5 separate regions of the Homo sapiens genome follow, and regions 1, 2, 3 and 4 are each linked to region 5. Evidence: chromatin loops called from intact Hi-C (ENCODE). Cell type or tissue: heart left ventricle. All regions are shown on one strand. Each heading gives the region's core, and the rest is flanking DNA. Links, peaks and the distances in the headings are about the cores only.

Evidence for each region. Peaks named below come from ENCODE experiments on the same cell type or tissue, not always from the same donor. Only the 100,000 strongest peaks of a DNase experiment are listed, where the experiment ranks them.
Region 1: it touches region 5 in a loop (3-fold over the local background); 11 of 110 quality-filtered maps call a loop at or near these places.
Region 2: it touches region 5 in a loop (3-fold over the local background); 5 of 110 quality-filtered maps call a loop at or near these places.
Region 3: a loop joins it to region 5, with 2.4 times the contacts of the local background. A loop is called at or near these places in 12 of 110 quality-filtered maps.
Region 4: a loop joins it to region 5, with 1.8 times the contacts of the local background. A loop is called at or near these places in 3 of 110 quality-filtered maps.

Annotation. Positions count from the first base shown.
Region 1 is chr9:14,027,900-14,033,980 of GRCh38, reverse strand. No RefSeq gene overlaps it. Among named protein-coding and RNA genes, the nearest start is that of LINC00583, 100 kb to the right of the region's middle. In heart left ventricle, for the core only: a CTCF peak has its summit at 2,739; no DNase peak of the experiment used is centred there; H3K4me3 peaks cover 2,064 bases; H3K27ac peaks cover 4,217 bases.
Region 2 is chr9:14,268,318-14,274,398 of GRCh38, reverse strand. The region is part of intron 2 of NFIB (nuclear factor I B); the gene reads left to right. Among named protein-coding and RNA genes, the nearest start is that of NFIB, 43 kb to the left of the region's middle. RefSeq lists an enhancer at 1-581. In heart left ventricle, for the core only: no CTCF peak of the experiment used is centred there; a DNase peak (open chromatin) is centred at 3,138; H3K4me3 peaks cover 862 bases; H3K27ac peaks cover 2,209 bases.
Region 3 is chr9:14,092,565-14,098,645 of GRCh38, reverse strand. The region is part of intron 10 of NFIB (nuclear factor I B); the gene reads left to right. Among named protein-coding and RNA genes, the nearest start is that of LINC00583, 170 kb to the right of the region's middle. In heart left ventricle, for the core only: no CTCF peak of the experiment used is centred there; no DNase peak of the experiment used is centred there; H3K4me3 peaks cover 1,660 bases; H3K27ac peaks cover 2,943 bases.
Region 4 is chr9:13,783,029-13,789,109 of GRCh38, reverse strand. No RefSeq gene overlaps it. Among named protein-coding and RNA genes, the nearest start is that of LINC00583, 140 kb to the left of the region's middle. In heart left ventricle, for the core only: no CTCF peak of the experiment used is centred there; a DNase peak (open chromatin) is centred at 2,799; H3K4me3 peaks cover 869 bases; H3K27ac peaks cover 2,673 bases.
Region 5 is chr9:14,344,483-14,350,563 of GRCh38, reverse strand. All of the region lies in intron 1 of NFIB-AS1 (NFIB antisense RNA 1), which reads right to left. It also overlaps a transcript of NFIB not described here. Among named protein-coding and RNA genes, the nearest start is that of NFIB-AS1, 30 kb to the right of the region's middle. RefSeq lists an enhancer at 1,263-1,762. In heart left ventricle, for the core only: a CTCF peak has its summit at 2,436; DNase peaks (open chromatin) are centred at 2,543, 2,873, 3,423, 4,091 and 3 weaker places; H3K4me3 peaks cover 4,335 bases; H3K27ac peaks cover 5,000 bases.

The DNA.
Region 1 (6,081 bases), core at 755-5,754, 320 kb after region 5:
GCCTGAGCTCAGAAGTTCGAGACCAGCCTGGGCAACATGGTGAGACACCATCTCCACTAAAAATACAAAAGATTAGCCAGGCATGGTAGTGTGTACCTGTAATCCCAGCTACTTGGGAGGCTGAGGCAGGAGAATAACTTGAACCTGAAAGGCGGAGGTTTCAGTGAGCCAGGATTGTGCCACTGTATTCCAGCCTGGTTGACAGAGACTCTGCCTCAAAACAAAACAAAACAGAATTGAAGGCAGACCTGCATTTATCTGCGATCTTCTTCCACAGATAAATGCAGTGTTGCTGAACCCAAGGATATCATAAATGCAGAGTGTGATTTGATGGTTTACATGTCTTCCCATGCTCAATTGCAACTGGTGGCATTTTCGTTTTTTAGTGAGAACCAAATAGGAAGTAGTTTGTGGAAGTCTTGTCAACAACTAGAATTATTTGATTCTTGATATATTCAGCAAAAATCTTTCACTTTTGAGGATGTAGCTTGCAAGACCCTTTGATTCCTAACAACAAATCTAACTCCACCTTCTCCCAGCTACTTCTCAGTGTCCAGTTCATTGGAGCTACAGAACGTTGACACTTCTATGTACCTTAGAAAAAATAGGTTAATGTTGACTCAAACATTCAGGGAAGTGTTCTCTGCCAGGGATATGATATGGTTTGGCTGTGCCCCCACCCAAATCTCATCTTGAATTGTAACTCCCATAAATCCCACGTGTTGTGGGAGGGAGCCTGTGGGAGGTAATTGAATCATGGGGACAGGTCTTTCTCATGCTATTCTCATGATAGTGAATATGTCTCATGAGATCTGATGGTTTTATAAAAAGGAGTTTCCCCGCACAACCTCTCTTGTCTTCTCTGTCACCATGTGAGATGTGCCTTTCACCTTCCATCATGATTGTAAGGCCTCCCCAGCCATGTGGAACTGTAAGTCTAATAAATCTCTTTCTTTTGTAAATTGCCCAGTCTCGGGTATGTCTTTATCAGCAGCATGAAAACAGACTAATACAAACAGTATACCTGATTGAATTGGAAAGTGAAGCTCCATGCTTACAGCTGGCTGGGACCACTCAGCTTTTGCTCAATCTGTGTTCCCACCACATGCTGGGTGCTGAACCAGGCACCAAAGTTACAATGGTGGGCAAGGAATCTTCTGTGTCCTAAGTGGTCACCAACTAGTGGGAGTGAAAGCAGGTAAATGGACAGTTTCTCTACCTGTACTATAGGTAAACTCAAAATTGGGAAGAGTACCAGTGGTCATGGGCAACTTCTCTACCTGTACTCCAGGTAAGTCTAGGATATTGGGGACATACTAGCGTTGGTGACAGCTGGACATCTTGGGTGTGTTGGTGAGCAGGATTTCCCAAGAAGAAACACCTGACTTGGGTCCAAAAATAGATGAGGAGAATTTAGATTTGAAATGTACTAGGCAGGGAGAAAGAGAATTTTCTAGCTGGAAGGAGCAGCCCGTTCTGAGGCCTGGATATGTGAGTGAGAGAATGGTGCATGTGGGGGTTCAGGTGGCTCCATGAGACAGGATTGGGGAGTGTGGAGGCAGGGATTGGCAGGAAGATAGAGAGGGACATGGAGGCCAGGAAGCTTTGACTGTTATGGGAAGGTATATGGACATTTTTTTCTGTAGGCAGGAAGGAACCCTTGCGGTCTGTTAAACAGGGAGAAAACATGACCATATATACTACTTGAGTAACCTCACTCTTAGTTTTAGTAGAATCATCCACTGACAGGAGAGCAAGACTGGATGCAGGAATCCCAGCCAGGAGGGTGGCTACCAACATGGCTACACCTGGAATTGCTGGGGAGCTGCACAAAGTACGGATGCCTCTGTTTTACCCACAGAGACTCTGATGTAATTGGTCTGGGATGTAGCCTGGGCTTTGGAATTTTTAAAAGCTTCCCAGGGGATTCTCATATACAGCCAAGCCTGAGAACCACTGATGTAAGAGAGGCAGAAATGAAGATACTGAAGGACTGTTAGGCTGGCTGGGCTTGGGCAGGACCGTACTCCAGTGCTTCCTTTAGAAAGAAATTTCTCTTCTTTTAGAAGCAGTTGGCAGGTCCAGTCTGGAACTTGATGATCAACTGCAAGTGGGGTCACAAGTGACTGTGAGGTGACCTGTGAGCCTATGAGTTTCATCAGTACAAAGCGCGAGACTTTCATTGATGGGAATTAACAGAATCTCAAGAATGAATTGGTCAGTGACAACTGGGGTTGGTGGAGTGGGGAAGGAAACACATAATATACTTAGAATATATGTTATTTCTGAATTAGCATATGTACATATAACCACTTATACATTTTGTCTAAATTTGGCTTTAATTTTCTTCTTCAAATTGATTGAGATTGGACAGAAACACTTTAAATAAACGACATTGCAAATTTTATATTTAGCCTGCCCAAACTATGGGTAATTTGTGAACAACCAAAACAACAACAACCAAAAAGCAGCGTTTATTTTAAACTTCAAAAAGGATTTATTCAGTTTCTTTCTTTTGTTTTTCCATGCATTGTTTCTCACAGAAAGCACAATACCACACCGCACACTCCACATTTCCCCCGTTTCTATTTAGCCCTTCTAAGAATTGCTCAGCCCGAGAACACTGAGAACATTTGGGCACGTCCAAATACCATGGACTTAACCCCTCCGTGCACAGAAAGGCTCACTGGCTTCTTAGCAGTAGCTTTGCTGGGAGCTGCGGTATTCCAACAGCCCCTAGTGTCGGCTGGGATGATGTGACTTGGGGGTTAAATGCAGTTTGCAGTTTCAAAAAAGAAAAGCATGATTTGTTGAAAGAGGCTCCTGAAGAAGAACATGTGAGTAAGAGTTTGCAACATCTGAGAAGGTGGGAGTGCATGCTCAGGGACTCTCAAACACTCGGATTTGGGCCTGAAATCAGGAGGAAGACTCTACTGGGGTTTCTATGACTCTTGTCAACGTATAAGCCTTCCTGTTGAAATCCCTGACAGTACTTTTGACAGCATGTTATTATCTTACAATAAAATCTGTCCCCAACCCCCTAGTCCTGCTGCCTCCTCTAGTTTCTAAGAAGGTGTGGAACAGTTAACTGTAGGGGGATGGATAGTTAAAAAGCAGATTCTAGAAGTTCCTGGTGACTTGACTCTTTCATGGGCTAGGTTGAGATAAAACTCTCTAATTTTGTTTTCATTTTCACTGGAGTTGAAGTAACAACAGCAAGAGAACGCCTCCAGGTTTACAGTTGTATGGCTTATTGTGTATATATCCTATAAAACCGAAAACCATATGGAGAATTCTGCTTTCTTGGCTTTTTGTGTGTGTGTACCAGGAAGTAGTAAAATGTTTTGAGATGCTGTTAAGTCCTTAAGTTACAAAATCAAGATTCCACCTTAAAAATTTTCCATACTATAGTTTGTTGCATAGCCTGGGGTGCTGACTGCTTGCCAAATATCTATCAGAGAGTGATTTATGATATATGATACGGTCCCCAGCCCAAGTGGAGACTGCGTAGTTGAAACATGAGAAAGGGGAGGCCTTGCTCTCTGGAAACCATGATGACTGGTTTCTGTTTGGCTTTTCCGAGAGAACATACAGTACAAAACGTGCCACATTTTACAGCAGTAAAACTTCTGTAAGAAACAAAACACGGTTCAGCTAGAAAGACTTAATTTCTCTTTGCCATTTGTTAACTGATGATTGTTTTCACTCCGAGTGGCTGTTGTTCTTTTTCCTCCATTTCCCCTCCCTGGCCCCGCCGCCGCCACCCCCCCCCCCCCGCTGCTGCTCATCTACCGAGCTCTGAAATAGAATCAAACAGCTCTGTTCTGGTAATTAAAATATTTAAAAATGAAATCTCCACTCCATGTTTTCAATATTTCGCGTGCGTTCCATTTTACTATGACTAAGAATGTATTGTGATTTCTGGTGTTTTCTGTTCTGCAAATGTTTCCTTTGCAGCTGCGAAGAAGTCTATCTCCCATATGGCTTTTAGGACACTTTGCAGTATGCTCAGATCAAGCAATATGGACCTGAAAAGGAAAAGAAAAAAAAAAGAAAGCAACCAGTCTCCTTCATATGAAAATCTCTGTGGCATTCTGGGTAACTGCAATACAAAGAATAGTGTGATGGTTTGGCTTTCAAAGATACTGTTAGTGGCATTTCTACAGGTTGTTTTGATTGTCTGTGAATGCTGAGAGGTTTTTTTTGGTGTAAATGTTTATTGCTTTTTTCTAAATATAAAATAAGTCTATGTTCACTGAAGAAAATTTGGTAAGTGCAGGAGAGTACATGGAAGACAATGTACAATAACCCCGTTTGGTTTTCCAAATTGTTTTATATCCTTATTTTGTTCAGTGTCACCACATTTTTTTTTTTTTTAATGAGATAGAGTCTTGCTCTGTCGCCCAGGCTGGAGTACAGTTGTGCAATCTGGGATCACTGCAGCCTCCACCTCCCGGGTTCAAGCAATTCTTCTGCCTCAGCCTCCCGTGTAGCTGGGATTACAGGCACCTGCCACCGCGCCCAGCTAATTTTTGTACTTTTAGTAGAGATGGGATTTCACTATGTTGGCCAGGCTGGTCTTGAACTCCTGACCTCGTGATCCACCCTCCTCGGCCTCCCAAAGTGTTGGGATTACAGGCGTGAGCCACCACGCCCGGCTGAAAACATGGTTTGTAATGGCTCCATAATTTATAATAATAGTACCATGTGCCTGTTTTCTTATAAGATATTTAGGGTATTTCTATTTTTAATGGAAATATTGTTATAAATAATGTGATAACTGTGAATATGTATATTTGACTATATTCCTTATTACTTCATTTGGATAGATATTCCAAAACTGGCATTACTAGGTCAGAAATTATGAATCTGTTTTAATAACCTTGCTACATACTTTTGTATTGGTTTATAAAGTCTCTGCTATATGTTACTACCACCACTATATGTGGAGTGTATGTGAATTTCATCCTCAAATTCTTCAATATTCTAGTAGTTGGTAGTTTTTTTTACATCTTTGCCATTTCAACACATATAAAATAATAAAATTAATATCAATATGTTCCTAATTATTAAAACAATGTATTTTTCCCCTTGTATGTAGTCCATTAATGCTGAAGTTTAGTGGCTTGGTTTAATAACCTTTCCCCAAACCCATATTCTGTATAACAGAAATTTCTTTGGAAAAATTTCAGAATATACATCTCTTTGTAGTAACCTGGGAAATAATTTTTCTCTTAGGACATTTGCATACTGCATGGAAATCTGGCCAGAACTTGAACAGATGGTTCCAAAACTTGGGGTACCTTAAACTTAAACATCAGTGTAACTTGGGGTCCTCTGCAAGGTCATCCGCAAGGACTGTGAAAGTCCTGCTTCTTGGTATCATTTCCTGACAGGTGTGTGTTAATGTTTCAGGAATATACTGGAGTGTACTGCTTTTTTATTCCTGATTCTGCTCACAAACTTGTCATTTATTTGACCACTGACTGTTGAGATTAGGATGCTCTCAATAAGGCATATTTGGATCATGTTTATCTCAAAACTGCTTCTACTAGAGGCTTTTGTGGCTTGCTTTCACATATCAGGGTTACTGCTAATGTGTCCCTAATACTTTGTTGAGAAGGTGAAAGTGGTAGTTGAAGTCACTTTAAAGTCAGTCCTAGGAATGCCTCTCAAATTCTCCCTGGTTTTCTATTTTCTAAGTTACCATTTATTGAGCACCTCTTGCATGCCATGCACATTTCACACTTGATCTCGCTTAAGCATTATTACAATCCAATAGAGTTTGGATAACGATGCATTTTCACAGACAAAAGTAACCTCAGAGAGATTAAGTCATTTGCCTGGAGACATAGAGATTATAAATAATGGTTGATAAATACACAGAGGCTCAAGATTCCTGTTTGGTAATTACAGAGGCTGTAGAAATAGACATGTCAAGGGCTCTCAACTACTGAGTCTCCAAAAGTCAACTGGGAATCTTTTAATTATTTACATCCAGGAAAAATCTTTTACCTATTCCCTGAATAAAATATAACATGTTTTAAGGTCATTTTCCAAACTTTCTTGCTTTAGGTTAAT
Region 2 (6,081 bases), core at 610-5,609, 76 kb after region 5:
GACTAGAGGAAAGCTTGTAATTTTGGCACGGCTGCCGCCCTCCTAAGCCCCTGAGAAATTCTGAAAAACATTACGGAAGACTGTTCTTAATATTAATGGATGTCTTCGTGTGTGTGTGTGTGTGTGTGTGTGTGTGTGTGTGTGTGTAGGGAGGAAGAATGCTAGAGAGAGAAAGGGGGTAGAGCATGAGAGAGAAGAAAAGATCACTTAGGAGGAAGAACTACCAGTGGAAATGTCTACTTTCTGAAAAATAATTTGCATCTGTCATTTTTCACTCTTCAGTAAAGTAGTGGTCAAGATGAGATATAGAGAAGCATTCACCATTTACACTTCAAGTTAGGCTTGCAGTATCGTGGCTCTTTTAACAAGACTTCCAAAAATACTTGTAGATAACATTGCTCACTGATGTGATCTCAAATCTATTATATGACATCAGAGGTGAAAAAAAGACTGTTTCCCTGTGGCTAATTGTGGTGAGTGTCACATTATGTTGTACTGTAGTGAACAATTTCGGGGGCACCAAAAGCCTACAGCTCTGCCTCTTGGGAGGAGACTTTTCCTTTGCAGCTCAGCTTCAGGAAACGTGAACATTTGTGTTTTCAAGACCACATACCATTGGGAAGGAAGTAGGGGTGGAGATGCGTGCTGAGATTAAGTGGGTATGAGAATCTCTGTACTGTGTATGATCTGGAAACTGCTGAATTTTATGTAGCCCTCTTTCTGGCATGCCTTTAGAATTTTAAAGTCACACTGACAATAATACTGATCCTTGCTAAGGATATTTTTCACAAAATAATTTATTTACTTTTTAGGCGAGGACAGACGGACCTCTGTGTAGCGTGCCTGACCAGCTTGTCTCTGAGCTGTGTGTCAATGTGTCTGGGGAAACAGAGACAGAAATCTGCCGGCAGGTACTCCACAGTCAGATTTATTTGGGATGTATAACTGTAACCTATCATGGTAAAGAAATTTAATATGTAATTATGGGAACTAGTTGTTAATAGACAACTTGAAAGTTATTTTGAGAAGGGAGGCATTAACTCCCCACAGCCCCGAGTCTTCCACTCCACCTCAGACACTGGCCCATGTTACCTTAAAGGATACAAGGCCTATTGTAGTTTGACATGTAGAGTTACACAGATAATACACAGAGAAGCTGAGTTTCTTTTTGGGATTGATGAGGGGGAAAGAGACGGAAAATGTACTTATTAAAAAGAGTGCCTTGATTTGCTGTGGAGTTTAAAACTGGGAACATGTTTTCCCAGACGAGCAAAAGCTTTGTAGCATTGCTGGCTCGTTAATGAGTGATCTTCTTTCTCCCTGGCGTGCCCTGGCTGGGCATGTTTTCTTGACTTAGGACTGACACTCTCAATATAATCTTAATTCATTTTTAGTCTAGGCTGACTAAATCTTCTGATTTGGCAAAGCAGACTGTCGGGATTGCCATTGTTATGTTTACTCTGGATTTATATCTTAAGTTGAGGCTAAGTAACACATTTACATAAATCAACTCAGCATTAGACTCTAACACAAAATTGTTTACCGAGAGAAAAGACTAATTGTATTGCTTCCTGAGATTTGCTTTCATAATATATTAAACCTCAAAGGATTTAAAAATGTAGCATGTTCTGTTTTAAAATTAACTCTTCTGGGGGTTTTGCTTTTATAAAAAGATAGAATTTTTTTTTTTTTTTTTTTTTTTTTTTGCGAGAATTGATTATAGCTGTTGCTACTGTGGATGACTTTCCTGGAGGTAGAAGATAAAGTGGAGCAGGCCGATGTTATTTAGCAAGAGTCATATGCTTTCATAGAAGGATTTATGTTTTATGAAACTGGCAGCACAAATGCTAGAAAAGAATTTAAAAAGTTCTTTTAATACTAAAGATATTGCAGGAAGATGAAGAGGCTTTAAATTTATAGCTGCAAACATTTTCAGTAGGAGTGTTTTTAAATGATAGCATTTTATGATTCATGCAAATATCATGTTATAATTTATTTCCTTTAAAATAATGGCAAGGAAAAATGTCATGGCTCTATTGCATGGGTCATCATCCTATTAAGTCATGTTCTATTTAAAATAATTTTACCTTTATTAAAATTTACTTGCATTTTAAAATTACGACAAAAAGCCAGATTGAAAAATTGGGAGTAAGATATTTTAACATGTATGCTATAGTTGCAAGTTCCAGAAATATGTGGGGGAAAAAAGAGGTTAGTAGCTATTTTAAGTTTGTTCAAAACGTATAATGGAAACTTGCGCCTTTTAATAGTATGAAATATTAGCAAAATGTTACTGATCACGAGATATACTGTTACATGTCTGACTATTAAATGTAATTTTTTAATGGCCACTGGATGGAATTTGCCTTTTAAAAATACTAGTCTTATGCACTCATGGTTAGGAAATGCAATAACTTCATGACAAGTTTTTATTTTTACTTCTAAGGTATTTCTTTGCTAAAGTTATTAGCACCCTTAAAATATTCTTTTGTACCTAGGGACAAAAATTCTCTACCCAGAGTTCTTATGAGTGTTTTTAAGATGGACCAGATGACACAGGGTCACGTTCATTGTGGGCAGTATGTTTTGTTTTGCTCTGTGAAATGGCTTTGTATAGAGTTTTAGTTTTTCTAAATAAATTATTATTCAACCTTACAGTGTTTTCCATGAGGTTCCCTAATCCCTGACTTTATCTCATTTTGCTCCATGTAACAGCAGTGTGGTTATCTGGCCAACCACCTCATCCCTCTTCGTCAGTTTCACTTGGAAAGATAGGATCCATATTTCCAGTCTCTGAAAGGTGGAAGCATGTGTTTCGTCCAGCTGAGTCTCTTGGTCTGATTTTTTTCCCGGTCCTAATACATGTTTATTCCTACATGTGACAAATCTGCAGTCGTGTTTTCTTTCTGAGTTATAATGACTCAGATGTCATAATTAATTTGATGAGCAGGTGGGGGTTATTAGCCTTGTGCTTCACTTGCTAATAGCTGCACAGTTTTTCTAAAGTACTCTTTCAACTAAGGAGGCATTTCTTCACATAGAATAAACAGTACAGCACAAAAGCCTCAGTTAGATAACTATCCGTGGGCTTGAAAAGCTGCCAAGCAGATGTTGTTATTGGAGCTGGCCCAGGCGAGATTGGGCCAGGCAGATGCTCATGGGGAGGGGTGTGGGGAGGGAGGAGGAGAAGGGGGAGGAGAAGTAAGAGAGTAGAGGTTAGGGGGAGAGGGGGAGGTTCTATGGGACGCTGGTGCTTTCTTTGCAGGGGGTTGGGCCAGATTTTGTTGGGGTGGGAGGTCTCTTCTAATGAGCCACCTCCATGGTTATGGCCTCTGGTTGGTCTCTTAAAACATGCATACGTGAGAATGGGGATGGGGGTGGAGGAGACCCTCTCTAAATATCCACATGGGAGCGAATCTGAGTGTTCATCCAGCAGCCTGAGACTTCTGGTTTGCATTAGGGCGGCTGTGTGCAATTTTTGAAGGGCCTACGGAGACTCAGCTTCATACCTATCCACATATGTAATGGACATGACTGCCCTGACATTTACCAGAACTCATAGGTTCTGCTTTATTGCTATAAATTAGGTTGTGCAAATTTAAGACAAAATGCTGTTTTGTTTCCTGTCACCTCAATATGTAATTTTTCACTGAGCATTCCCTACTTATTAAAATGTTGCAAAGAGACACCTTACTTTTTAAAATTAAAATCAGTCTTGGAACATGTCAGATTTGTAGGAGGTAAATGTGTGGAAGGTTTAATCTAAGCTGATGTTGTTTCTGTCCTCTGCCTTTTTTTTTTTTTTTTTTTTTTTTTTTTGTGATCTAAGGCTTTTTAGAACTCATCTCTCACTCCCCTTCACTAGATTAAATTCTGTAATCTCATTTTTCTTTGAGCTGATCTCAAGCCAATGGTCTGGGGATTTTATAGCCAAGGGATAATTTTTGATAATGGGCTATTAAAACACTTGCAGCTCCTACCCTGTCTTTCAAATTAGCATGTGCACAGATTGCCTTTCTGGGGAAAAAGTCTTTCCCTTGGCAATAAGCAACTGACTATGTGCCACAAGCAGTATAAAAGCTTCCAGGAATGTTTATACTAAAAACACAGGTAAATAAGAAATGATAAATAATAATAGTAACTGTACAGTGTGAACAGGAACTCTGCCTAGGATTATTATTATTATTTTTTACCCTTTGGAGACAAAGTTTTGTTTTCCCTTATTCAGACAGATTTAGTGTGTTCTGACAACAGGGTCATCTAACAGTTTCCTTAATGATGGAAGTACAGTGGCTTGAGACAGCTGTGTAAGGTCATGTAACTTTCATTGTTGTTTATAGTGTGCTTGTTAATAGGTTAAAATGAATAACTTGCTGGATGGAGGTCAGGTAGCACCTGTATAAATAATGAATTTGCCCTTCCAAAATATATAATGTAAAATTAATCAATATATATAGCTTGCCATTTTGTTTTTATTCAGTTCAACTTCCTTGCCGCTCTGTAGTTTTCAGAGGAGTAAAGTAAAAATTATGAGTTCTGAGAAAGCAAATTTGCTTGCCATAACTCCATTTGAGGGTGACTGCGATTTTGTTAGCATAAGATTGAAGCTAATCTCCTAAAGAGTATATCTGATTCTGTGTCTTAATCATTTTTCACAAGAAAAAAAAATCGGGACATATAGGTATATGTAGAGTAACATAAAGCCACCAATTGTAGAACTGATGTGATGTGAATTGTACTGAGGGTTGGCATGAATGCTTTTCTTTTTCACGTGTAACATTAGGTTCAGACATATATGTGTGCAGTGCATTGCTGTAATGTGTGCAGATGGTAAGAACACATATGTCTCAATACCATGCTTTATCGCTCAATAGCCTGACAGATGTATATGGGTGAATTCATTCATTGCCCTCTCTGTTGATTAGTAGCACTTTGAAAATGATGTCGTAATTTGGCAAACTAAATCCTGGTCGGGGAGCAGTACTGAAAGTATTGAAGAAATGACACGATTATAGTTTGATCCTTGTACTTAGAACCTTCATCAAATATAAGGTTTTAGGTCTTCTGTAATGTTAAAAAAAGGAAAGGAAAAAGAGCTAGTTTTACATATGATGCAGAATTTGAAAAATTTGTCTTTTTATTGGCAAATGCTGATTTAAAAGTCCCTGAATCATTTCAGAATCTGTAGAGAATGAGATGTGGTATTATATGTGATATCACATTAAAAAGTAAAAGTTCAGTCTGTGGACAAAGTCTATTAAAATGTTTTTAATATAGTAGAGGACCTCGTAACATGAGCCACTGTTAGTAAAAAAAAAAAGTTTAAAATGTATATTTACTCATATGTACTAGAACATAAATAAGTTTCCTGAAACAAGGACTACATGAAACAATTGCTAATAAGGCACAGTTAGTGGTAAGTGGAGATTGATACTATCTGTAATTTAATAAATGGTTGTACTGTACCTAGGTCTTCAACTGTTTACAATTGAAACCCAAAGCCGTCACCATCAATATCTCTTTAGTACTTCTAATTTTGGGTATGTCTAATTCAGTGAACATTTGTTTTGTGCTTACTACATGTCTAGGAGCATGCTAAAGGTTAGAGAAATATGAAGACCAATGAAGTAATCCCTGTTCTCAAGGAGTTTCTAATCTAATCTAGCAGTGGAAACAGAAACATAAAACTAAGCACCTAATTCATATGAAACAGATAGTAGACAATGCCACACAGATACATAAAAAGAGCTATTGGAGTACAGAGGAGGCAATTCAGAATTCACAAGAATCCAAAGAAGGTTCTCATGACTCAAGAAATGAGCTTGAAAGATGAGCACCGTTTTGTTAGACGAGGATGTGAGGCATGGGGGTCCTGGAGGCAGGAAACAGCACAAGAAAAGGTAAGTCATTGGGGATGGGGAAAGCATGTTGGTAGTTGGGGGTCATGAACCATCAGGGGAGGGTGACTAGACTTTAGCCTGTGTAGGCGAAGTGGAGGAGAGTTGTAAGAGACTAGGCTGAAAGAGTAGGGTTGCTGAGGGCTTCAAATGCCACATTAGAGAGTTTCCAGAGGGTAGATCA
Region 3 (6,081 bases), core at 587-5,586, 250 kb after region 5:
GATGAACTGCTTAAGGTAGGTACTGTTGTGTTTGTGCTTTGTCTCATGTGGACAAATTACCTTGTTGCATATGTGAGTTATGTGGACATAAACATATACAGCAGTTACTCCCTGACTGGCTGGCTTTCTTAAAGTGATAGTCAGAATATAGCCTGTACTGTCAGATATGAAAGATCAATATAATTGAATGAAAAAGAAAGCTGAAGGACAATCCAAGAATAATACAAACATAAGCTATTTTAAAACATTAGAGGGAGTGCTTTATGCAAAAGAGAAACTGAATTTATTGTTTCATTCTCTCTTCTCTCCCTTCACCCCTTTCAAGAAAACGCAAAGCCACAAGTGAGTGGTTGTATGTGTCTGATGGCTTATGTAAACATAGAAGAAGTCTTCAGATGGCTAAAATAAACATGCGCGTGTTACCAAAGGATATGTTTACACAAACCATTTGCTCAGCCTCTGAAATAATGAATAAATGAAGATTTTACTAAAATAATTGGGAGGATTTTTGTGTTTCTGCGGATGCCATAATTGAATGGCACCAAAGAGACTTTTATCAGCTATTTTCCGTGTTACATGTGTTAGCAGTTCCTTTCTGTGGGTTGAATACTTCATTCTGTAGTTACTTTACACATGTTTTTCTAAGAAATTGTCGTTTATTACTGCAATTCTAGAGAGTTGCTTGATTTCTCAAGAGAAATTTAGCAGCCAGTAAAGGTTATTTGGATCTGGTTGGTCAGGAGAGGGAGGGCAAAAAAAAAAAAAAAAAAGAAAAAAGAAAGAAAGAAAAAAAAAGTGTGGGGGGGTAATAGCTCTCATTTTATCCATGTAACTTAATTTGCATAACACTCACCTCAGCCATTTTCCTTGCTTTGTTCATAACATTTTCTTTGTAAAATGTATGCTCTCAAAAGAATGAATATTTAAACAAAAAATAACTTTCAATAATGGGTTGCAAACCATATGTTTGTATTACATATATGTGTTTGTGTGTGTATGCATCTATATGTGTGTGTGTATGTAGTGTGTGTGTATATCTCCACATATATGTGGCATACGTATGATAAGGGCAGTATGTCCTTAGGTAATATAAAGAGTTAACTTTTATTTCAACATTACACTTAGAACATCCCCGCGAATTCACTAGGTTAGCATTTCCTGCTCTCAGTTTGTTATCTTGACACATAACTACAGTACAACAGCTGGGTTGTTCCTGGAGTTCCTGGGGGGAGCTTTATTCTCCGAGTGCTGAATTTCCTTTTCAGCTGTCAGCTCTAAAGTGTGTTCAAATCCTCAACTTTTTATACACCATTCTGGGCCCCTAGCACCACTCTGGGACTATGATAGAAATGCTGATATGGTAGATGAATGGAAGAATCTTTGGTTCAAGGTGGAGAATTGCAAAAACCAAAATTTCACATGATCATTGTTTGGTAAAGGGGCTGCTAACTACTTTTGTCTTTGTATATGAATATTCTTTTTAAAGGAATTACTCTATTCTCATCAAAATTATTTGCACCTGTTATGAAATCAAAAATAAAAACATTACCATTCTTAAAAATGATCTTGATATGGTTTTCACGGACGCACAACATCTGTGGTCTGGCTTTTGAATAATATGTTGGGATTTGTCGTAGTTTTGCCTAACTTTCTCCATTTATAAAGAAAGATTTGTACAACACGACATTTCCTTTTTATCTAGGCAAACTCTTCAGAACACTTCCTAAGAAATTAATTGTATTCCAGCCAGACTTGCATGCTGCCATCCCACAGGAAATGGGTCAGCAATCCATTAAGATGCCATTAGATAATCTAATTTGGAACTTAATCTCTAAATTAACCATGCTCCATACTTGAAGCGTACTTGAGAGAAAGAAAAAAAGTTTACGTTTGAATCGATAGGGGAGCCGAAGCGTGAAGAAGGCTGTTTGTTTTTTCTGTAGCTGTGGTCACGTCTCAAGCCGTCTGGTAACCAGGAGAAACCAGACATGATGTAATTCCAGATTGAACTTGAACTTCAGGGACTTAGGTTGGGGGAACAATGGACCATAGGAATCAATAATGTCCATTTTCCACATGATTATGTTTGGAGCTTTAAGTTAACCTTTATGGGAGAAGCAGCAGGATCTGCAGTGTGACCAAAATGAGATGATCCTGAGACAAGATGTTAGAGGAAAGAAAACAACTTTTTTCCGTGATATTTTCTGAGCAGGACTGCAGATTCCAGCAGGATTAGAAAAGTTCCCGCTCTGCAGTAAACCGGTGGCCTGTTCAGAGCACTCTTTGTTCGCTTAGGTAGGACAAACTTAATCTTACGTTTCCTGTCGATGATTTTTGGCAGCGCTACTGGAGAGGGAGGAGCGTGATTCTGAAAATTCCCAAATGTAAACCTTGCTGATTAACCCTTTGTAGTGAAAGGAAGTATATTAAACCCCTACTTTATTTGAATATGTTTTATGTAAAGTGCCATATTTACAGATGTAGTTCGTCCGTAAGAAATCAGTTCCCTCGACAGCCAGTGCACCATTTATTAGCTTACCTTTTTGGTTCTCATTTTTGCTAGTGCTGTTAGTAGGGATATGATGATTTTTTTAGTCATATTTACTTAAATAACAAAGACTATGAATGAATAAATATCATAATAAACATAATAAATGATAAAAGAAATGGCAAAATCTTAAGGTCAAGTAATTGAAGAACACGAATTTTGAATATTCTGAAATTGCAGAAAGTTACAATTATTCTCTCTTGCTCACTTTGTTTCACACACAGGAAGATCTTTTGCCCATGTAAGATCTTTTGCCCTTGTGAACAGAGTAGCAAGCATGATATTAAAATGTGTTCAGTTCTTTAATCATTTGTAATTTTATGCTTCAGCATTCTGATACAAGTAAGTTTCACCTTTAAGAGGTAAAATTGTGCAAATAATGCTGATTTTTGCTTTTAACTGAAAATCATTTATAAAAGAATCTCTTTTTGCTTTGTATAAAACTTATATTTCTATTTGATTTAGTATGCCTTGGGTGATTTTCTCTAGTGAAAGGCACTATTTTGAAGCACCATTTTTGTAGAGAATTTTATCTGCTGTTAAAGCATCACATATGCAAATAAGAGGAGCAGTACCACTTTTAACAATAGCATTGAAAAGAAGCCCAGGGTAGAGAGGAATACAGACAGAAAGAGGCTGGAAATCAACATGTGGGCTTCTCCACTGTGCTGTGGTCTGTGGGAGGAGATAAAATAATTGCTCTGAGCCTGATAATTGTATAATTTTTAATTGGCTAAAACCTCCCACAGCTACCTGAGTTCTTATATATGTATGCATGTGTGTACTGTAATTTATTTATAATTAGTCATCTTCATAATAATTTTTCATCTTTCATTTTCAGTTCTAAAATTTGAAAAAGATCAAACAATTTTTTTATAAGTCCTTAATTTGGCCAATTGAGGAAGAGCTTTTTTCTTATTTATGTTTAAACCGAACATTTTAAGGAAGTTTTTATTTAAGTGTAGGTTGCTATATCGAAGGCTTCAAGTATTATGTAAGAGTTTTTTACTAAACGAGTGCAGTAATTATAAGGAACACATTTAATATTTAGTGGCAGTGCTCCCATATGGAGTGGCTTTTTCTTGCCCTGTGCTCTTTATTAGATAAAATATTTCAATGGTAGATGCTATTATTTTACTTAGAAAGTGCTAGCACTCACGCATGGTAAAGTTAACATTCAATCCACTGTGCCCTAAGAACAAAAAACTTCTGAATCAATTGAATATAAATTAATGAGGTTTGATGGGCTACCATTTTGATATGCTATTTTCAAAACCGTTGGTCCCCAAGGAGTAGCAATAAAGAAGGCTATTTACCTACTTAGTTAAGAAACAAATATGTTTCTCTTTCATTACTGTGAAGTCCTATTGCTTGCAGTTAGAATAATTCCATGAGCCACCTGCAGTTTATGATATTTGGTGTTTCCCAGAGAGCCCACAAGAGTACTTTGCAGTTCAGGTAAGAGCTAGCCAGGGAGCTTTCTGATACAGATTATTACAAATAGTAATAATCATTAGGAATCATCTTGCATGCAAAGAGGATCATTCCGACGGCAATAATGATCCCTAAAAACGGTGAAAATAAATCGAAGAAACCCAAGACCTGTATAAAACACTTTGTGTATTTCACTTCCAGGCTAGCCTCATCTGAAGTGGAACTCAACAAACAAATTATTGACATACAGCCACATCTGCACATATGTAAGACAAAAGCAAATACTGCATTCAGCTGAAAAGCAACTGGAATTGGAGGAATAAAGCACAGTTATTTGTGCTGAATTTTGGGCTCAAGAATTATACTTCCACAGGAATTTCATTGTGATATGAACCTCAATTCACAAAGTCTCTTGCATAATTCAGTGATAATATAACTTCTAGTCCAGTGAGAAAAGTAAACTATGCTTCACAGGAAGGGGAGATGAGAAAAGTTTAGTGGGTAGAAATACAGATCCTAGAATGACATTGCTCGAATTCAAATCCTGCCTTCTACAATTTAATAGCAATACGAGTTGGGCAAGACACTTAACTTCCTCGCTTCAGTTTCCTCATCTGTAAAATCAGGATAATAATGGTCTTTCTCATAGATTTGTTATGAGGATTAAAAGTTTTAAGGTAGGTCAAGCATGTAGAACAGTACCTGGCAAATAATACACATTATATAAGTGCTAGCAACTGGTATATTTATCAAGTACTATTTTCTTTGTTCTAATACATAAATAGATTCAACTTAAGTGTTTGTTCCTTCTACTGGTCTGAGCGAGCATTTTTTTCACAAGACGTAATCTGCAGCCTTTGTGTTATATTGAAGTAAGCAACCAGTCCGAATGCACCCATGTACAACCCAGGGCAGCACAGTTTTCCCAACAGGTTTTCAGCAATTAATAAGGAGAACTGTTTATTGTGCATTTTACAAGAAATGCTAATACTTGTGTGTTAATATTTTGCCAATAAAATTAGAGTGTTTAGCCAAGGAAGTAAAAACCTTTCCATCTTGGGGAGATCAGGAAATGTTGCAAAGGAACTAAAGGCAAATGCTTCTTTTAAATTAAAATACTTATTTTATTTATTCCCCATGCTTTCTGGGCCATTGCTCATTTTTATTGCCATCTGTAAATAATGTGGCTACTGTTACAGTTGAGGTATGTATTAATATGTACAACTCTTTGTGCTTTTTTCCTGTAATATTTTTTAAGCTTCTTGAAAGAGTATTTACTATCTTTTAAGTAAATATGGTATTTTCTCATGATTAAACCAGTATATAAATTCTAAATGGACAATACTATTGTTCCCCTGAAAAATATTCGTATACTGGATACTTAGACATTTCATAAACTGTTTAACTAGTGTGTTATCTCATCCATTATCAAATACACACAGGCTAGTAATAAATGATTTTTGCCATTCTTAAAATAGCTCTTATTGTTTCATCACCTCCAAATAAATAATAGGTGATGTAAAGTCTTTGACTTTGTTTGGTTTCTGGCTCAATGTAATGGCTTCATACATGTTTAATGTGGCACCCTGTGGTTCCTAGGTGTTAGTGAGCTAAAAGGTAAGGGCCCAATTCTTTTTGGCCTAGAAGACACACTCCCATAATGCATAATTTTAAAAAAACATAACCAGAAAATGTTGGTATGGCTGCCGAGAGCAATTTCTGCCTTTCTTTCACTGAAAGGTATAGCTCTTTACTCTTTGTAGGTAGATGCGAAGATGAACTATTTTGCCCAGTTTATCCAGGATAAGACATATAGAAATAGTGCATCTTTTTAAAAGGAAGAAGTGGGTATCTTCTTCCGCCTTAATCCTCACGCTGTAGAACTCACCCTAGTAGAACTTCAACTAGATTTGTTTCAGAGGAGATGAATACATAGAATTTCAGATCATTTGACCACTTAGACCAGCTACATATTCTGTGCACTAGTCTCTTTCGCAACATTAGCTAGGTTATAATCCAGCTTGTATGGTGCATGAAAAGTTCACTGTCTCCTGAAGCCAATTAATTTTGCCTTCAGACCACTCTGTTCAAAAGTTCTT
Region 4 (6,081 bases), core at 659-5,658, 560 kb after region 5:
AAGTCCCACAGTCAGCCCTGTGGAACTTGCATCTACATAGGCAGGTTTCATGAATACTGTATCTTTTCCATCTAGCATTTGGTTGAAAAATAACAAACAAACAATATAAGTGGACTGGCATGGTTCAAACCTGTGTTGTTTAAGGGGCAATTGTATAACCAAAGAGAAATATCTGTAAACACAAACAGTCCATGATGTGCTAAAGTAGCAGTCACAGAATTTCAAATACATATGGGGACACTGAAGTAATGAAGGGAAAGTTAACACAAAAGGAAAGATCCAGTTGTCTAATTCCTATCATTTTGGTTTGAGGTCAGATGCTGACTTCCTAGCCAGTATGAGTACAGTTGTAGCACATGGCTGTACCAGCCATTTCTCCATAAGTGCTTGATTCTTCATTTATTGCTACTTTTCTTACTTTGATAGTAGTATGGCTCCAAAAAACATGGCACAAGGGATCGTTCATTGATTGACAATCTCTCACAAACATGCATTTAGCAACAAGAGCCCTTTAGATTTGTGTGTGTGTGTGTGTGTGTGTGTGTGTGTGTGTGTGTGTGCTGGAAAATGACCTACAACTGACCCTCTCAAATTATAAAAGTTTTAAAGATTTCTTAAATGTTCTAAACATTAGCCACATGGGAGGGACTGATCTTGAAGGCCTTCTGGTGACTATTTTAAAGGAAAATAGTTGTCCTTAAATAGAAGAGAAAATGTCTGAGTCCCATGAACCTCATCTCTCTTCTAGTGCCTCATTTTCTCTTTCCTCTTCTTTTTCTCACTCCCTGCCTCCTTTCTTCTTCAATTTTTCCTCCCCTCTTCTCCTATTTGAAAATTGTCAGAGAGTGACAGACCACATAGGACAGTCTACCTGGTCCTGAAAGTGAAGCTTCCCACCATCTCTCAGCCTTCTTCATGACGAAGTCATATAGGGCCCTGGACTTTTGGCCTCTGTCTTCTGAGATTCTTGGAACCCTATGTGATTTCAAATTAAGGGGAGCTTTTTATGAAAATAAACTAGCATGAAGCCCTTGGGTCATTAGTTCTGCCTGGATTGAATATTGCAAAGAGCATAACTCTCCTTCTTTGAAAGGAAAATTCATGAAAAGAAAGTTTTGTAAAGTCTGGGTATTCATTAAAAGACATGTAAAAAGTCAAATAGACCCTCAATTTAAAATAAGCTGTGTAATTTAAGAAAATGTGCCCATAGCATACAGCTCCATGTATGGCTTGTCCTTACTCACTAACAGCTGTATAGGATTTGCCGTTTCTTCCATGTTTCATGTGATGATAGTGGATGCCGGCTCTTAGCTTCCAACACTGATTGCTATTCAGGGACTGGGATTCTGGATCTGCTCCAATCATGTGGAATCTATTTTGGACACATCATGTCACACTTGAACTCTAAAATATGCCTATCGGTGAAAGGTTCTGTTTATCTTTCTCTTTACTCAGACTCACACAGAAAATGGAGTTCAGTCCTCACACCAGCGGACTTTGTTTTATTCTAAAACCCTCTTTGAATCCTCAGCAGCAGTAGCAGAAACAATTTCTGAACTTCTTGATATGGTGGCTGCTTTTCCCTCAGCACTCCGGTCTCAGCCTTCTGCTTACGACTTGCCCTGCTCTTTCATTGTACTCACTTCCTTCTTTGCAAATCTCCCATATGGGCAATTAGGACTGCGATTTACACTGGTTTTCTTCTACTTTGCACGCAGCAAGCAGCTCAGTCCTTTCGTAGGACACACAGCTGTGACTGCCTCTCCAGGGGAGGGAATTTACCACTAAGCATGGCAGCCTGCAAGAGATGCCAGAGAGAACATCAGGGGCGACACTTCATAGTCAGAGAAGCGTGCATGGAGTATTGAGAAAGGAGAAAAAGCCAAGGAGAGGTCAGGCTTTGATTCACTGAGAGTAAGGAAAGAACCAAATGGAACAGGAGCAAACACAGGGTCAAGACAGACCTGTAAGGCCAAAGCCTTTTGGGCAGAGGGCAAAATTCTGCATCTCATCTAGAAAGATGGAAAAACAGGGGATTCTCTTTGTACCTTTGTCAAGTTCCAGACAACAGTGTGGTTTTCTTTCTAACTCTTTATTGCAATCAAAGTGAGCATTGGATCCTGGAATTACAGTTTCTGGTAAATTTATTTTACATTCAGAAGACTATTCAATAAAGCTTTTTGATATTGTCTTTCTTTTTCTTCTGAGTTCATTTTGTTTTTTTCTTTCCCTGATGAGTGAGCCAAGAATGTAGTTCAGACTTTCTGGCTGCTCCAATTTTGATATTTGAGTCTGATAAAGTTGTCTAGTGTAGACAGGATAGATTTTTTTTTTTCTTTTTAGGGAAGGAAGGGAGGAAAAGGAGAGAAGAGGATTTTCTCAAAGCTCTTGAAAAATGAGTAATTTTAGGAGGAAGGCATTGCTTAGCCGTGGAAAGCCTCTGAGTCCTCAAACTTGGATGTCTTTGAAAGAAGACCCCCATATGCAATGTGGCATGATTGACAAGAAATTTGTTTGAAATGACTGAGAGGCCCTCATTAGGCTGGGACTCCTCACCATCTGGGTTTGAGTTTTGATAATGGGGTCAGGCTCTCTTTTGGTCTGTGCGTTGAATAGCTGAGTGTAATTTGTTAGTGATTGTGGCTAAAACACAAACATTTTTTAGTCACATTCATAGGAATTTGAAACTAACCGCAGTCTTGGGGCACAACAGTGAGAAAACACTTTCCAGCTGCACTACTGTGCTTGGCGACCCAGTTGAGAAGCTCTCACAAAGCAGCCAGTCTCACTTCGGGCTGGACGGGCGCCATTGGAAACAGAAGTGCAACTTTATCACTTGACTTCAAGAAGAGGTTTCCCAGCAACAATATGGAGACAAGATACAAGACAGATCCCATGGAGGAAGCTGCCCTTTCCCAGTGGGGAGCTTGCATGTAGGATAGGTAAGGAAGGGCGCTAAGAGGCAAAACAGGGGCCAGCCCAATATCTTCTTATAGACAAATTTCAGTTGATTTCTGCCTGAATAACAAATGTGAACTGGAGAGGCTTCACATTTACCCATGAGAAAGAGATTAAGCCCAAGTAATCACCCCACAAACCAGCACCTACAAAAACCATTGCTTACCACGACAGTAATCACTCTCAGAACATTCCCCTAAAGGCTTACTGTAGCATGTGCAGAGAAGAGCACCAAACTACTTTTTGTTGTTATTTAAGAATCCCAACAGCCTCTTCAAAATCAGAGGTGTATTTTGAACTTCTGGCTTCGATTTTCATCCTTTAGTTGAGGAAGGGGTGGAGGCTTCAGGTAGGCAATTTGAAGGCATAGCATTCAGATCAGCTCACTAGAGAATCTGGGTGCTCCAAGCCCCAGGTGGTCTCAATGGAAGCAAAGCTCCAGGAATAAGTCAATGAAAAATGTTTTATTAATCATACATTTTTTAAAAGGTTATAAGGGCTAGTAGACTATGTGTGAGGACTAAATCATAGTCCTGGATAGGACTCATACCTTTTTAAACCTCATCAAACTCAGCAGATCTTTTATTTATTTTGAAAAATGTGACTACATGGATACCACCTTTCAGAGACCACAACTGCAACTCACCAATATCTGTAGCATATGGATTCATTCCTGCTTTTATATTTGTAAATATATAAGAAGCTGTGTGATTCAAAAAGTGACTTAGAAGGATTGAAGTCATAAATTTTTTTTCTTCAAGTAAAAGGACGTTTGAGAAATACTGGTCAAGAGTAAAATCAAAGAGATGGATGTAGAGACATTGGCTGGGTGTGGTGGCTCACACCTGTAATTCCAGCACTTTGGGCGGATCACATGAGGCTGGGAGTTCCAGACCAGCCTGGCCAACATGGCAAAACCCTGTCTCTCCTAAAAAAAAAAAAATTAGGGGGGCATGTTGACAGGCATCTGTAGTACCAGCTACTCGGGAGGCTGAGGCATGAGAATCGCTGGAAGCCGGGAGGCAGAGGTTTCAGTGAGCTGAGATTGTGCCATTGCACTCCAACCTGGATAATAGAGTGAGAATCTATCTCAAAAAAAAAAAAAAAAAAAAAAAAAAAGCAGGGGCGGGAGAGAGAGAGACTGACTTGATTGAGTTGATCTTCATTGGTATCAGATCTATAATTATTTTAATACTTTTAAAATTAATCTAGCTTATTAAAATGAAACTATTGAGAATATTTTTAAAGATTTAGCTTCGAAGATGTTCATTGTAATACTGTATATAACAGTGAACATTATGAAACATTTTGAAAGCCCCAAATTAATAGACAATTAATTATACTTAGGTATATACATGCAATAGAATACAATATACTACTCAAAAATTAATCAACAGATATACTATGTACACATCAAAAGAACATGGAAAATGCATTTTCTCTATTGATGTGTTGAAAAAACAAGCTACCAAATAGTAAATACCTGGGTTTGGAATTATATGTATTTTCTACTTTCTTCTTTTTGATGATCTTTGATCATCTATTTTCTCTTTTGATGCTCTTTAGATAATCAGTGTTATCTAATATCTCTATAATAATTATGTGTTGCTTCTGTAATATAAAAAAATACATACTGCTTTAAGTTAAAAATTAATGAACACCTTACTTTTATGCATTATTTTATTTTTAACTTATTCCAAAAGAATATGAGAAGGCTAAATAATTTTTTAACTTTTTTAAAAGATGAAAATGAGTTTATCGAGATAAAGGAATAATTAAAGGGAATAATAATATAACAAATGTATGCCATGTAATTTTGTAATTATTGAAAGTCTATATAGAACTTTCTCTGAATTTCCAAAAAAAAAAACTATACAAAAATGTCAAACAGATGTTACATTGTGCCCTGGAGGTATAACAACTAATCTGGAAAAGCACATTGCTCCAGGCATTGAAGCCTGAGGGAGTTCTCTTTTGTGAATCCTTATACAGAATGAAGGAATAAGAGACAGGCTCATAACCTTTCTAGTAAATTCTAGGCTGATGTTCATGGAACCATCCTATAGACAGGACTACCTGTTGAACAGCTCCAAAGGACACTATTCACATCTTTGTCCGTGTGAAGGGGCACAGTGGAATTGTACCCTGTTGCCATACTTGGTGGCCATAAAATAAAATTTTAGGCCATAAAATTAAATTTAGGAAACATAGTAATTCTAGAGGGGCCCAACTATTCAAACTCCACTGTGCTGGGTTAGAGCAGGGCTAAAATGATGAATCCTGTGTCTTTCAGGAAATGCTTCCTGAATATTATTTCTCATGACTTAACTTTGGGTACATGTTGAGGAGTTGGAGGGCTAGAAAGAACTGTTTATACTTCACCAGTCAACCCAACAGGAGCTGGGCCTAAAGAGCGATTCCTAGGCTCAGTATGCCCTGCTGAATGTTGAAGAGTAAAAGACTCAATACAGGCACACCTCAAAGATATTGTAGGTTTGGTTCCAGATCACCACAATAAAGCCAATATTGCAATAACATGAGTCACACAATTTTTTTGTTTTCCGCAGGCACATAAAAGTTATGCTTACACTATACTATAGTCAATTAAATGTGCAATAGTGTTATACCCAAAAACAAAGTGCATGCCTTATTTTTTTTTTTAATTTTTTTGAGACCATATCAGCTCATTGCAACCTCCACCTCCCAGGTTCAAGTAATTCTTGTGCCTCAGCCTCCCAAGTAGCTGGGATTCCAGGCATGCACCACCATGCTCAGCTAATTTTCGTGTTTTTAGTAGAGACGAGGTTTTACCATGTTGGCCAGGCTGGCCTAGAACTCCTAATCTCAAGTGATCCACCTGCCTTAGCCTCCCAAAGTGCTGGGACTACACATGCCTTATTTTTAAAATATTTTATCAGTAAAAATGTGAACGATCATCTGAGCCTTCAGTGAGTGACAATCTTTGCTGGTGGAGGGTCTTGCCTTGATGTTGATGGCTGCTGACTGATCAGGGTGGTGGTTATTTAAAGTTGGGGTGGCTGTGGCAATTTTGAAAATAAGACAACAATGAAGTTTGCCTCATTGAGTGACTCTTCTTTTCACAAAAGATTTCTCTGTAGCGTG
Region 5 (6,081 bases), core at 330-5,329:
ACGGTATCAGAGCATGCCAACAGCTAGAAGACCCCCAACTTCCCCCCCCACCCCACCCAGGTCTTTCGCCCTATAGGAATTGGGGGCAGCGGGGGTGGCGATTTGCAGCGAGGCAAGGGCAGGTAGCAACAACTCCGACTGATCTCCAGAGGCAAAACCAAACTAAACGTAGTTCCAACCATCATGTTTTAACAAAATCTGCATTCTGTGAAAGTCTGTTTTTTTCTTAGAGAAACGCCCTTCGTTTTTAATTTTGCGTCACTTTCGCAGGCTGCCCTGAATGCCTAACCACTTGTTAAAATGCCTCTGTGCTTTGCTTTTCCGTGTGGTTCTTTTCTGTGCCCGTTTGTATCTCTAATAAGCGGCATTGTTTATTATCCTTGGGTCGGGGCCCCTGGGACTGAACCGAAATAATACAGAGGCACCGAGGCTGAGCGCTGGAAAATACTCCGGGTTTCCCAGGCCCAGGAGGGTCCCCGGGGCCGCCAAACGACCCTCCTGGGGAAAGCCCACCCGTGCGTGCGTGCCTGGTGAAGGGCAAGTTTGCACGAGTTTTTCCAGGCAGGGAGAGATCATGGGCAATCCAAAGCCCAGATGAGTGGGTATAGAAAGGGGCACACGGGGAAGGGAAATGCCACTGTGGACCGGTAATGGGGGTGTGACTTAAGAGCCAATATTGACAGGATGACTTTTTTTAAGGGAGGCGGGGGACTGCCGCGCGGGAAGCGTTCTGAGCCGTCTTTTAGCTCGAAGTCTCAACTCTCATCCCTATGCAAGAAATTGTCACTAATAAATTCTTTTTTCCGCATAGCCCATCAGTCCTCGCTGTTAAAGCGAGTATCCTAAACAAGATGAGGCTAACTTCCCTCCTTCTCCGTAGTTACCTAATATTTGCCCACATTTCGTTTTCAGCTGGGTGCTTTGTGGCCGTAGGGAATGTAAGTGCATGCCCCAGGAAATAAAGTGCCGCTGTTCCCCAGCCACAGATCAAGTCTTTTCTTCCCTTTGGACCCCAAACGAGCCCTGCTTTGGGGCTCTCCAAAATTTCGCTGCTCCCAAAACGGAGTGGGGTTCGCTATCAAAAAGCAGAAACCCGCATGGGAAACATAACGCGGAATGCCTTTGGCGTCTCGGGGAAAATTTCCCGGTTGAACCCAGTCTACGCTTCCACACCCCCTAAATTTAATGTCGGGCGGGCTCCGTTGCAGAGTTTGCCCTAAAGAAGGTTGTTAAATACGTGCCATTCTCGGGACCGTGTGCTCCTCAAATGAGACTTCCAGCCCCAGGGCCCAGCCTGAACTGTCCTTCCCACAGGTTCGCATGCGAGACCAAACCCCCACCCCGCTAGCTTCCAAAAATTCTCCCAACAGGCTACAAAGACTGCTCAAATTGTCCTCGCTAGCTTCGCTCCCCCATTCAGTTAGATTGTTTAAAAATACAGAGATCTGTTTGCTCGCAAGAGCAGAGAGTGATTTCCCTCAAGCAACTCGTGCGAGAGCTTTAGGCAGCCCCTGGGTTGCAGCGAGTCCAAGCGTCGGTGGAGTTTTCCGAATTTCAAGAAGTAGTAAAGTGAATTTCGGTACAGGGAAAAGTGCCGGGTGTTGGAGCGCAAGGTGGGGGCGGGAGCCCAGGAAGCCGCCAGGAGGTTTTTTTGTTTTTAATGTTAGACACGCATGAAGGCGCAAGCTTCGTGGTTTCCGAACTTAGAGAATCGTGCCGAGTTTGGGCCCATCTCCGCAGCCAGGGGCCCAGCACAGAGCACAGGGGGCTGTTTCCAGTTTTCAAAGAGCGAGCAGAGGCGCGGGAGCAGCTCGCTAGGCACTGCCACATGCAGCTGACTGTCCGCTGCTCCCGGCTCTTCCGCCCTCTCTCTTCGCGTGGCACCCCCAGAGCCATCCCACTGCTGCCAGTATTGCGCAGAAGAAGAAGGGTTCCAGGCGGCAGAATCCCCCAACAGGTAGTTTCACCCGGGCGCTGGCCTGGCTTAAATATCAAAGGCTGGGCCGCCTGTGCCGTGCTAAACTGGAGCCGAAGCACTGACACCTAAAGAGTCTAGGAACGAAAGCTGCGTTCTGGGAGTCACTTTAAATAACCTTGTTTTCTCTCCACCCTCCAACTTCTCCCGAAATAGCGTGAGCCCTGCCGTTTGGAACGGCGCTCAGCGAGCCTAAATAAGCTGCTTCAGGCTGTAAACTCACAGCCAATTTGGGGTCTTTTTTTTTTTTCACCCCCGGTAGTTACTACAGAACCCAACTCGGCTTTAGAGCCATAGGTATTTATTTGGGAATTGGAAAATTCCCCTCAAAGCAAAAAAGGAAAAGGGTGCGCTGCAGTTGTATGATATAATTGAATTATGCCTTCCCCTGGCGCACAGTAAGGAAAAGCGGAATGCCAGTAGGTGTGTAGAATGGGCCGCGGCGGCCTCACGCCCCAGAGGGCGCACCACATTTCCTTCCCAGGGTGCAGGGAGAACTTGGGTTGGGCGACTTCGTTCCGCCCCCAGCATAAATGCCCAGGTTAGGGCATCACAAAAACCTAGTCCTGGGTGCTCTGTCGGATCGCTAGCACCAACGTCCCCGCCAAGGACCGCGAGCGCACGTGGTGCGCGGAGACCAGACACCGCGTGCGACGCGAAACTACGCGCGTCGCTCCAAAGCTCCCTGGCGCGCGCGCGCGCTCGGCCCTTGCTGGGCGGCGGGATACTGGGACCCTCGGCGAGAGAATCTAATCCCGCCTTGGCAGATAAGACTTGCCCTCTACCGCCCTGAGCCGTCGCCGGGTAGTGATTTCTGCACGGAAAAAAAACCGCGGAACTCCTGGCCCTGCCTTGTCTGTTTCCTAAGGAAATGTCTTTTACACTCCGCACAGTCACCCGACCCCCCAGTGCCTCTGGGACCTTGGGCGGACCTGACCGAAGAGACTTGGATCTTCAACCGCCTAGGGAGCTGGCCACTCCTTCCCTTCTCCCTTCTCCCCTCTCCCAATCGCACCCAGCTCACTCCCTCCACACCCGCCCCAGCACTGTTAGCTTGCCCTGAGCCTCCGCCACTAACTGCGCTACCTAAACTTTCCAAAGAAAAGTTTTCTCGCGCTTTGCCAGCTCAAGTTTGCCCCAGCTGGCGCTGGCAGGAGGAGAAAAGGAGTCCCTCTTCCCCCTCCACCTATCCTCCTCTCCCTCCCGTCCTCTCCCTCCCCTAGGAGTCCAAACCTTGAGGGTGGGAGCGCGCGGTGGTGGAGCCCCCGAAGGCACTGACTGTGCAGGGGACGGAGTTCGTTTCTCATCCCCCACTCTCAGTGCCTCGACCGTTCCCGCCCCCTCCTCCCCCACCTCGCTTTCGGCGGGGAACTGCGGGCTTGTAGTTTAGTTTTGTTCAAATTTATTTCTCTTTTTTAAGATTTTTTTTTTTTTTTTAAGATCCCACCCTTCCCAAGCCTCGCGCGTCTGCCTGCCTTCCAGCTCCCGGCGTGGAGCTCAGGAGACGCACCCTTCGCGCCGGGCGGGTTGTCTCCCGAGTGGGGGCCAGGGGCTCCCTGGCCGCGATTTCGCTGGCCTAGTTTCGTCTCCCTAGGAGACCTAGGTCCTGTTGTGAGGCTAATTCGTGCGGGAGCTCGGCCTCACAGTAAGTGCCTCTTACCCCACCCTCACCCGAAGCTGTCGATGCAGCGGGTTTAGGGGGATGTTTGCGAGACAGCAATAGGTAGCAGTTGATAGGAGACCCTGTTCTGACGTCTTCTTGAGTTCTTTACACATACAGGTAATTAGAGATAGAAAAGATCCCCCCCTCAAGGTTCTATAACTCCTTGCGCACCGCCAGGTGACCATCACAGAAACCGCCCCAAGCTAGTTAATTTGTGGCCTATTATGTTTTTATTTTGTCTAGGATTAACGAGATTTGAGATTTTGTAGCCAAATTTACTACCCCGGGGCTTCAACTTTCAAACCAGCAAGCCAACGGGAACGTTGTGGCGAAACTGGATCTCCTTCTGCGTTGCTGGGGCGCGTGCGGGGAATAGAAACGAAATCCGTCGCCGACGGTGTGGCGTGGACTGCTGGGCCTGGGGACGCTGGGCGGGCTTTTCTGAATCCCATCGGGTTGGGCTTGAAATCGGACTTGACCCTGCCAGGGTTGTGCTCTGCGCTTAGCCTAGATTTTTCCACTTGGCCAGACGGCTCCTATCACACGTGGCAGATGACGCCCGTCCGGAGCGACGTTCCCAGGGGCAAGCGGTTTCAGGATCACCTTTACCTTTAGCTCAGGTTACGGGGGGGGGGTGTCGGTTACCTCGTGTGACTGCGGATATGAAATCTCCACCCAGAGCAAAGATGGCTACAAATCCTCTCCCCTCCGCATGAACATCAGGAGACTTGACTCCGGCGCCCACCGCAAGTCTCTTTCCAGTGCTGGGGTGAACACGTGCCCCACGCGCCCCCCGCGCCCGCGGCGCGCCCCCCTTCCCGTGGCTTAGCACAGGTCCCGCTTCTACTGTGCGCGCCGGGGATCAGGGTCGTGCCTCCTCAGCCCACAGGCGAGGCCTCCCACCCGCTAGGCTGGTCCCTGTACCACTTGGCCCATGTTGCCACCATGGCGGTGTCAGAGAAAGCCCTGCGGAGGGTCAACCAGAAAGGCAGGAAGTTTCTAGGCTCCTCGAAATGGCACCCGAGGAGAAGCAAAACCGTGCAGCGACATTCGTGGAACCCCTAAGTCATCTTTGAAAGGCCGTTTGAAGAGGGAGGGGTGTGAGGGGAGAAAAATACAGGTGAGGGGGAGGATAAAGTTATGGGTGTAAGCCGCCTCGCTTCTTAACTCTTTACCTAACCACCTTCAAGTCTGAGCGGTTGACACACTGGGCTTTTAAGTACCAAACTCCACGGAGATGGGGCAGAGGAGAAGCACCCCCAAACCCGCAGAGCTAGCCGCTGCCCGCTCTCTCCAAATGTGGCAGCCGCACTTCGGAGCGCAGAAGCACGGCTCTGATTTGCGTTTGCTTCGAAGATAAAGGATCCCGTTCACAAAGGAACCCCTGCTTCCCTTTCCCTACTCCACTCCTCTGCACCTTTCGCATAGCCTCAGACCCTTTGATTGCATTTATTTATTTTTAAGCTCCGGTACCCTAGATTTCACTGGGAGATTTTAAGGCAAGAATGGAGAAAGATGGGATTAAGAAAAAGAGCTGGCTGTGTTCTAGGGCAAGGTTAGAGAGGAATTGAAAATCGAGGGTAGATGAATTTGGGGATGTTTTAAAATTTCATTTCCCACAGAAGCTACCTCCTTTGCACTAGAACCTATTTAAATTATTGGGACAGGAGGAAGCTAGGAGTCTCCGTGGGAACAAAAAGTTAAAGGCTTTGGAGATGCCCCTTTCTCTTACCTCTACTCAAATGAATAAAAAGCAGCTCTCCTTTCAATTTAGTGACTGTACCCTTCAACACGCTCACTTCCGCCGCGAAAGTGTGTTAATGGCCAGTTCCCCCAGGGAGGCCGAGCTCAGGAGAGTGGCCCAAGACGGACTCCCAGAACCCCTGGAGCTGGGCTTTTTATTCTCTAGGATGGATGCTGGGAAGGGCCGAAGGTGGAAGCTGCAGTGCCTAGGCTGTAGGGGTGTGGGAAGAATGCCCCAACCACCCCTCTTCCTTCAAAGCCCCTCTTCTGCTGGTTATTTAAACCCTCAAGATTGTATTTCTAATCTTGATGGCTATGTTGTTCTTTTTTGAAAGTAGCAATGTATGTTGGTAGTTCTTTTAGTATGTATGCCCTTCATTTGCTTTTGTTTGTAGTTACGGATTTTTTTTCTCCTTTTTGTCTTTCCTTTCTTTACCCTGCAGTCTTGGCAACCCTGTAGGAGGAGGTTCAGTGGGGAGGATGAAATCGACCCGTTTATTCTTGTTAATCACACACAAAACAGTATAAACACTGACTCTCAATTATTAATAGGATCCTTCTATTAAAAAAACCCAGTCATTTAGGTAGAACTGGTTAGGACTGAGAAATCGATAATACTGGTGAACTAGCTTATTCTGTCCCTTTAAGAAAAAATCCATAAAGCTCTTCCATCAGCCCAGTGTCTGGGAAAGAAGCAAAC